2 separate regions of the Homo sapiens genome follow, and region 1 is linked to region 2. A link is a contact called in ENCODE Hi-C or POLR2A ChIA-PET data. All regions are on one chromosome and are shown on one strand. The core of a region is the stretch at or near the end of the contact, and the rest is flanking DNA. Distances in the headings are between cores, read along the strand shown. Region 1 overlaps LOC107984934 (a long non-coding RNA gene). Region 2 has its middle 220 kb from the start of LINC01756.

Region 1 (4,921 bases), core at 701-3,200, 120 kb before region 2:
AATCACCAGAGAGCATGGAGGAAACAGAAATTGCCCTCAGCACACTTCTGTGCCAACCCAGAGTGAGGGCTAGGATGGAGCCTGTCTCCCTCGGTAGCTCGCAGTCCTGTGCATCTTCCTCCCCTCTTCCTCTGGCCTCAGCAAAGCCCAGCCCGAGGGGGTCACCTGGCACCTCGACTGCAGATGGCGTCTCCAGCCTCCCAGCCGTGTCTGGGGACTGTGCCCAGGAAATAATTGTCAATTGTAAAGGAGAAGGGAGAATTAAGAGCTGGAGTGAGGAATGGTGCTGCAGACAGGGATGCTGCAGGAAAACGCCAAGCCAGCTTCCCCCGGAGGAAGCCCAATTCCAGCCCATCATTAGGTTCTCCCAGCTTTCACATTTAAAAATCTAGATCTAAACCAGATACAGAAAACTGATTTCCTTCCTCACTTTCCTTCTCCTCCCCTTGCCTTTTCCGTCCAGGTGCCTGGTGGATGTGTCTGGGTCTTTAGCAGCCCTCAGATGAGGGGAAAGCAAGAACTTCTCAAACTACCGCTAGAAAATGACGATGCGGGAGAGGCATCCATCCCACCCACTGGGGCAAAGTGTGGCCATAAGCTGTCAAGGGGGAGGGAGATGGGAGAACACCAAAGCCTGGCTCTTGCTGGCTGGGCCCAGGGCCCTCAGAGCTCCCCATCCATCCCTCAAGCCCGCTCCTCCCTGGGGTTTCCTATCCCAGAAACGTCCTGCCATCCCCACCAGGGTCCCAGACTGGGAAGCCAAGAGATACCTCCTCTCCTTTATCTCTCCCCCACAGTAAAAGTTAGTCCTGCCCTGTTCCTTCACCAAATGTACCAAGTGCCCACTGAATGCCCACCCTTCTCCAGGGACACAGCGATGACGGAAGCAGACCCATCCCTGTCCCCGTGGAGCTCAGCTCCAGCAGGAGAGACAGGACAGGGAAGCTCCAGGTGATGAGGCGCAGCTGTGCCAAGGGTGCCACCTGGTGTCGTGGGAGCTGTAACGCCGGAGGGGGGAGGGGAGGCCCCAGCAGGAGGGCTGGGAGGGCAAAGGCCCCGGGTGGGCACAGCTGGGGATGGGTGGGGTCTTTGCATTGTTAGGCCCCAGCTTCCCAGCTCTGAGCAACAGAGTCTCTGGCATTACAGCTGCCCCCTGCCCTAGCTTCACAGTAGGTCCAGGGCCTCTCCAGTGGACTCACACCTGACTGGACTCTGTGACCCCATTTCTACCTCTAAAATAGTTAATTCGTTGCTCCAGGATGGCCCCACTCACCAGTGGGGATGGCCCTCCCCACAATGGGGACCGGCCCCGCCCATACAAGGCTGTTCTCTGATGGCCTCCTTCCCTTGGCCCACCCTCTCCTACGGCCCAACATCCTCCTGAGAGCCCAGCCTGCCCCCTACTTTGGCCATTGAAGGGCTCTTGAGGACCCCCGGAGACCAGCTCGTTGGTGACATTGTGTGCAAGAGCAGCACGGCTGGTCCTCCAGTGAGAGGCTGCAGGCATCTCTCCAGACCTCTTTGAGAACAAAGATCTCAACTTCTACGTCTCAACCAGGAACCAAGGTGGAAGGGTTTCCTACCCCTTCCCCAGCAGAAAACGGCTTTTGCTCCAGCCCCTCCCCCAGAGACAACAGATCTTTGTCTGAGCCTCCAGGGTAGAAGGTTTTTCCTGCCCCAGGGAAGTGGTTTGAGGCTTTTGCTTCCGATAAGAGAAGGGTCTGGGAAGTGGGAGGGTTTTCATGTCCCTGTGCCCTTGAGAGGTGGCTGACTCAGATCCCTGTCCTGTCCCGTCTTTGTCCTGAGCTTTACCGGAAGCAGCTGATGAAGGAACGTGAACTCCTTTTAAGTGTGGGGGCTCCTGGGATGGCTCAGCTGTAAAGCCTTTGCACACTCAGCCTTTAAGAATTCATTGCAGTGTTAGCTGTCTGTTATGGCAGCCCACTCTCCCTCCAGGGTTCTGCCAGAGGTGCAGGAGTGGGTGGTTCTGTCTTTCTCAGAAGATCTTGTCATCCTTTAGGTTTCAGTTCAGTTGGCTGCCTTGCGACTCCAGCTCTCTGAAGGGCTCAAGAAAAGTTATGACTCTGTAGATTATCTGGCCTTTTTTCTCATTTTGTCTCATGTGTCTTTTCATATCCTAAGTAGAAACAGAAATTCATGCGAGAACCAAAAAAGTAAACAGAATGTTAGGAAGCTTAAGCAAATGTTGGAGGCAGCATAATGATGTGGCAGCTTCTTCCTGTAGAAAGGTCACTTTTTCATTTCAGAATTCAATAAATATTTGTTGAGCACGTATTATATGCCAGTCACTGTTCCAGACATTGGATGCATTGGAGGCAGAGAGACCAAGTGGGAGGCTGTTGGAGTAGATTGATAAACAAAGGCCCAGAGAGGGAGATAGAATATACCCAGGTCACACAGTGAGAGAGCACAGAGTTGGGATGGGAACCCAGCTTCTTTGACTCCATGCCCAGGGCTGCCCTGCCTTTCATCATGAGGTTTGCTGGAAGCCTCTGAAGATAATCTAATTATCACCCTGCTGGGAAACAAGAGCCATGGGCCAGAGCTCTGTGCCTCCAAAAGACGATGAAATTCAATTTGGGGCCTGAGAAATTCATGAAGACTAAATAAAAAGGGAACAATTGAGCTGGTAAATGTGTGGTGAGACAGGCATTCTCATGCAGTGCTGGAAACCTTTTTGGAAGACAACTAAGTAGGAACGCTCTTGAGCCTCAGCAATGTCAGTGCTCTGATGCACTGATTCCACCTCCAGGAATTTGTCCTAGAGATGCTTATTGCAGCCTGATAATAACAGTGAAAAGCTGGAAACTGTAATGCCCTGTCTATCCAACCAGAAAGAATGAAAAAGTCAATTATGAAGCATCTCAATGAGGGACCATTATGAAGCTATTAACATCCCGTTTTTGAGGAACTTTTTAATGATGTGAGAAAATGCTCACAACAGAATGGTAAGCAAAAAAAAAAAAAAAAAAAAAGAGAGAGACAGGTGAATACAGTAAGATCTCAATGACAAAATATATCGTATATAAACATCTACAATACATGCCTATAGAAAAGCTAGATAATCCTACTGACAACAGCAATAAGGAGACAGAAAAGCTGTTGGTTGAGCCCTGGCTTTGTGTCAACTATTGTGCAAAGGGCTTGCCACGCATTCGTTAGTTCTTTTAATGCTAAATGGACATACATGGAAGAAAAGGAGGCACAGAGAAGTTCATTGACAAGTCCAATGTCACAAAGCTGAGTCCAAGCTAAGATTTGAACTCAGGTCTGGAAGACTCCTCTCTCTACTGTGAACCTTTAAGGCTGAGGAGAGGGGCAGGCAGGGTCTTGGACTGACCCACTGCCCCCAGCCCCTGGAGAATTCATTCACTATCTCTTGGGAGCCTACTGAGACTCTCTCAATTGTCCTGACTAACTGAGGTCCAGATCCCCCTGACCCCCATCTCCCACCCCCAAGCTGGTCCATGCCTTTCCTCTCCATTGGGCTACATCTCCCTCCACCCCAACACACACATAATCCTCTGCATTAATCACATATTTCCCCGGTGGACCATGCTGACAGCTGGGAGGTGCATGGAGATGGACAGCCCCGTGACTGTCTCACAACCTGGGAGGTGCGTGGAGATGGATGGCCCCGTGACTGTCTCACAACCTGGGAGGTGCGTGGAGATGGACGGCCCCGTGACTGTCTCAGAACCTGGAAGATGCGTGGAGATGGACAACTCTGTGACTGTCTCACGGCCTGGGAGGTGCATGGAGCTGGACGGCCCTGTGACTGTCTGATGGCCCAAGCCCTGCTCATTAGTGCAGCTTACACATCCATCACCTTCAGCGAAAGACAAACACCAGCGCAGGAGGATCCGGGAACTATCACTCAAGGGGTCCTTAAATAGAGGGGGTAAAGAGAAACTAGCTTCTTCCCTGATTTTTTGATAAATTTTTCTTTAATGCATCAGTCTCTAGTGTCCCTGCCCAGCCTGGGCTGCCTGAGCCACTCCTCACCTAGCCTGGGGCAATCAGGAAATACACCGCCTGTCTGCTCACTCGCACGTGGAGAGCAATCTCATGAGGCCCCCTGGATTTTATCCTCCCCTCCCTGAATGTGCAGATATCTCATCCACCTCTTGTTTTGATGGATCTAGATGTTCTGATCCGAAATGTGGTGCAGCAGCTGAGCAGAGGAGTGAAGCTTCCTGGAAGGAGGAGGAGAGAAGGGATTAATTCCGCCACACTTACCATTCTCACCCCAGCTCATCCTGCCCTGCCCAGCCAGCCCTCTGCACCGCCTGCACCTCCCTTCTGTGGGGTCCCGAAATGGCAGCTATACTGTGGGCATGCCGGTGTGTTGGTCACCGGCATCAAGCTGCCCAGACCTCTTTCCCAGAAGGATCTCAGATCCAGCCAGGCCCCCGTTATTATAGATCTCAGCCTACACCATAGGCATAGGTGCAAGCAGAGAGGACTTTAATTAATTTTGTGTGTGTGTGTGTGTGTGTGTGTGTGCGTGTGTGTTCTCCTTTACAAAGCATTTTCCTATCCATTCTCCACATCTCTGCAAGGCCAGGAGATTTATTAGCCCCACTTTATAGATGAGGAAAGTGAGGCACAGACAGGTAAGATGTTTACCACTTGAAGTTACCCAGCTAGTTAAGTCATGGCCATTGGACTCCAACTCGCGTTTGACTGATACAAAGTCACTGGGTTCCCTGGGTCACAAGGGCTTCTTGAGATGCAGACACTGAGATGGAGTTGGGGACATGAGTGGAGATGCTTATTAGGGATGGACAGAAAGGGGAAAGGAAGGAAGGAGGGGCCAGAGGGGAGGAAGTCAGCCTGGTCCACAGCCAGAAGGTAAGTAGCTTGAGTCAGCTGTCAGAATTGCCCAGCGCAGGGCAAA
Region 2 (4,262 bases), core at 324-2,823:
TGTTTTGTTCAGAGTCCCACCCCCAAGTATGCCTCGAAAGTGTCGTTTGAGCCCAGGAATCTGCCTCCATCTGATGTACCTTCATGAAGTCCTCACAATAACCCTATGTGCTCAGTATTAGCTTGCCAATTTACAGAGGGAAAAACCAATGGGGCTCACAAAGGTTAAGCCACTTGCCCAAGACACACATTGAGTGAGTGCTGGAGGCTGAACCTGAACCTGAGTCTGTGGGCTCCGGGGCCCATTTTCTTCCCACTGCTCCAGTGGCGAGAAGCCTAGAGGGGCCACCTGAATGCTCTCGGGGCAGAGAAATCACCAGCTGTGACACATCAGGATAGCAACAATAACAGAATCCTCGCTGAGCTTGTTACCGGTGTTGCTACACTTAATCCACCCCACAAGGTAGATGCTATTATTATCTTCAACTCACACTGAGGAGACTGAGCTCAGAGAGGTTAAGTAACCTTCCTGAAGTCTCAGCAGGGAAGTGGAAGAGACCAGGGTTAGCCAAAGCCTGTGATCTAACCATTAGGTCACACTATGCCTGGGACTCAGGGATCATTAACGAAGACTGGGCCTCCTCCACTGGGGTTTGGAATCAGAATCTAAAATCTTGAGGAGAGGCCTGCAAAGATAAAAGGTCTGATGCTGTCCTGAGAGCAGAGAAGAGAGAGAACATGAAAGCTCTGGGTAGGAAATGGAGGGAAAGCCAGGAACCCAAACAGCCTGGGTGGGCTCCCTGCAGGGCCCAGGTGGCACAGGCCAGCACTGCTTGAGAGAGGCTGCATCCTCTGCCTGTGGGAGTGAAACCACCTTTGCAAAATTAAGACTGAGACAGTGAACGAGTTCTCACTTAATCGACTCCATCTTGCTTCTAACCTCCAAGCTGTCCTTGTTCATTCCCAGGCGTAGGCAGAACTAACTTTGGGAGAAACTTAGTTTATAGTTTATAGTTTAAAACAAAGACAATAACAGCCCTTTCCCATGGAGACCCCCTTCTTGCCTGGGGACTAGATTGCCTGTGTAGGACTAACCTTAGCCACAAGATTAGAAATTATGGTTTAGGAGTCATGCAGCTGGAAGCTACAAGATTCTGACCTTCCCTAAACTGCTCCTAAGATCAGTGCTTGAGATATTTTGCAGACCCTGCACTTGATGGATCAGCTGGCACCACCCAGATCAATAAACTGGCTCATCTGAACTTGTGGCCCCCGCCCAGGAACTGACTCAGTGCAGAAGGACAGCTTCCCCTCCCTGTGATTTCACCCCTGACCAATCAGCACTCCTGGCTCACTGGCTTCCTTCCACCCACCAAGTTATCCTTAAAAACTCCAAATGCTCAGGGGAGACTGATTTGAGTAATAACAAAACTCTGGTCTCCTGCACAGCTGGCTCTGGTTGAATTACTCTTTCTCTATTGCAATTCCCCTGCCTTGATGAATCGGCTCTGTCTATGCAGTGGGCAAGGTAAACTCCTTGGGTGTTTACAGGAGCCTGGGATGAGTCACTGCATAACTGTGGCAAGTGCTGTCCACCAAGTGGACACCTGTCAGGCACAGCCAGGGTGACCGACGGCCTACTCATTGGGCAAGGCTCTGACTCACCATCAGTACTAAATCCAGCAAAAGTTGATGACCCAGCATAGTCATTCTAATTGCCATGGTCATGACTAAGAATATTGTGTGACGGCAACAAATTCAGAAAGTCTGAAGTGGGCCCCAGAGTGGACCATGGATGGTTTACTGGACATGATTTAAAGGATAGCATTGGGGAAGTACCTGGAAGCCTCGGGGAGACTGAGGTTGGGGGAACTCAATGTCTACACCAGCAGTGGGTGAGAGTGTGCACTTCACAGGGTCACAGAAGGCTGCATTCACCAAGGGGGACTCAGAGGATGTTGAAACAAATTTGAATAACAAAATGTTATAATATTCAAAGATTCAAAATACAGGATATAAAGATACTAAAATAGCCAAAATCAAAGTGAGTTTCACAAAACAAGAATACAATTGGATGTTAGAATGGGACGATGTTGGACACTTAGAACATTTGCATCACAGACTCTTGAAAATAGGCTATGAACATCTTGCGCTCAGAGAAACCCAGGCAGTGTGAGGCCAGGGGGACTGAGGGGCTTGAGAAGAGACCAGGATCCAGGCCTGCCTGTCCTTCTGCCCTTCCATCCACCTAACTATCCATCTTACTTGGCCTGGAAAGACGACTCCAAGATCATCCAGACCAGGAGTCTGGTACAGAGGCTCTGGGAGCTGAAGAAGGAAGCATCAGAGCAAGAAGTGAACCAGGCCAATCTGGGTCCACTTACACTGCCTCCATGTCTCTCTGTTACTGCAATAGCCCCGTCGGCACCCTGACCACTGTGCAACATCATCGTGTATCTAACCCTGTCTCCCTGATGAAGCTGAGAAAACAGGGACCCTCCCTCCTTGCTTCTCTTTCCTTCCCTGGCCCTCAGCATGGGGCCCACATGTGACCAAGAGGCATAGATGTAAGTGGTTGGAAGGACATCCTCTCTGGGCAGATCAGTTCCCCTGCCAAGCCTTTGCACATATTGTCCCCAGGTGCCAGTGAGGCCCCACTCTCACTGCCTTCAGTCCTGCTCAACATCACCTGCTCAGCCAAGTTTTCTGTGATCCCCTTCAGGAGCTAATCCCCATCCATCATTTTCTCCTCCAGCCTATGTTGGGTTTCCTCACATGTTCATCACCATCCCCTGTAACTGCAGAATCAGCTCAAAGTGATTAACAATTGCTTAAGTTGTTACAGGTGTCACAGAGCTAAAATTGCCTGGGCATGCATAATGGGAAAAAGCTTTACCCTAATTGTTACCACCACCAGCCTGGCATCACCTGGGACTAGTTAAAAATGCCATCAAACTTGACCCACCCACCAGACCAGGGAGACAGGTTTGAGTGTCACTGCCTATCTCCTTGACAGTTGACATGCAATATTTTTTTCTTTTCTCAAAAGCTAGTGCCATAGTATTGGCTTCTGTGTGTGTCATGTAGTGAGCCAATTGTTCAATAACAATATTGGCGACCCAGATGGGACAAAACCTACCCAAAGCACTGTACCCTCTCGATGGGGTGCAGGCCCTCTTCACCAACCCTCAGTAGCTGTGTAGGCATTTGTCTAGAGGCTTGGCTGTGAGGTCCTTTCTTCTCTGTCATGGCACTCCAGGGTCCTTGGTGCTACTTTCACTTTTGAGAAAAGAAACAGCTTTTGGATCAGACATCTTTTGGGTAAGCAGCCTTGTTAATATGAGCTTATGTTTTACGTTGATTTGTTCTCATCATAAAGATTGTGGGCCACAGTCCCATCCTTTTGGTCCAGGATTGTGGATTAGAGTCCCACCCTTGTCAGGTTGTGGGTTAGAGTCCCACCCCAGGAAGATCTTGGTCAGGTTAGAGTCCTGGCTTTGGGTTAGAGATCCAAAGAATAAAGGCAATTCTAAAGCTCTATCCACTAAGGCACTCAGTTTGGTTTGGTTGTATTTTTGGCATAAGACTGTGCAGCTTTGGAGGTGGCTGAAATGGTTGTTGCTGCAGGGAGCTGCTTCCATATATTTAAATTGTTAGGGCCTAAAAGCTGAAAGTGCTTTGTTGGCCCTGTTCCCTGTTGGGATCTGCCCTGAGCAGCTCTGCCCTGAGCGGCTCTGCCCTGAGCTCATTAGTTCTATTGAAGAAATAGACTAAATAAAAAGCTACCTATATAAATGAAGTTGGTCTCCTTGTAAAATCCTATAGTGAGTTCCTATGATTCTGTTACTTTGGCATCTATTTTTTGGTCTTTGGTCTTCCTCTAGCACACCCAAACTCCTCCTTTAAGGTGTTTAAACTCTCTCTCTTTCTCCACTTTATGATGTGGATTGCAACTCTGTTTCCTCTGGGGCTCAGTGAGGGCTGTGCCATGTAGGACAAGTGGAGTTTGACTTGTTCCACTTTCAAAGGCATAATTTGAATCCAGCTGCCCTTTTAGAATGTTAAGTTTTGCCAGTTTTATGGCTAGAGTTTTAAAATCAAGGCTGTAGGGTCTTTGTGTCTGTCTATACATGTCTCTATATTGTCTATGGGACCAAATTGGCTTATATATAAAGGAGTATTCATAAATAAGTACAAATGCTTCTCAGATTCATATGATTTTAGATAAATAAAAATTTAAGATTCTTGACAAAATAGAAATGTCTTAAATTCAGACATTTTTGCCTGAGTCTTCTGGTCAGACAGGTTTATGTTGTCTCTGAT

What was found. A loop is a pair of places that touch in the nucleus more often than their neighbours do. ChIA-PET counts read pairs that join two places held with the same protein, here RNA polymerase II (POLR2A).
Region 1: a loop to region 2 is called in a map of mammary epithelial cell, with 2.6 times the contacts of the local background. The contact joins two enhancer-like sites. A Hi-C loop is called at or near these places in 3 of 168 maps with a recorded cell type or tissue (PC-3, PC-9 and mammary epithelial cell). POLR2A ChIA-PET finds 5 or more read pairs at or near these places in 1 of 52 experiments (K562).

The regions. Positions count from the first base shown.
Region 1 is chr1:29,685,605-29,690,525 of GRCh38, reverse strand. LOC107984934 (a long non-coding RNA gene) reads right to left here. Exons shown (of 3, transcript XR_001737958.2): 3 at 1,229-4,217. Among named protein-coding and RNA genes, the nearest start is that of LINC01756, 340 kb to the right of the region's middle. RefSeq lists an enhancer at 677-1,176. Within about 2 kb of position 1,950, at least 3 of the 41 ENCODE cell types and tissues checked have a DNase peak (open chromatin) inside an H3K27ac peak, as active enhancers do; they include PC-3, where a contact is called at or near this core.
Region 2 is chr1:29,567,467-29,571,728 of GRCh38, reverse strand. No RefSeq gene overlaps it. Among named protein-coding and RNA genes, the nearest start is that of LINC01756, 220 kb to the right of the region's middle. RefSeq lists an enhancer at 694-1,893. Within about 2 kb of position 1,573, at least 3 of the 41 ENCODE cell types and tissues checked have a DNase peak (open chromatin) inside an H3K27ac peak, as active enhancers do; they include PC-3, where a contact is called at or near this core.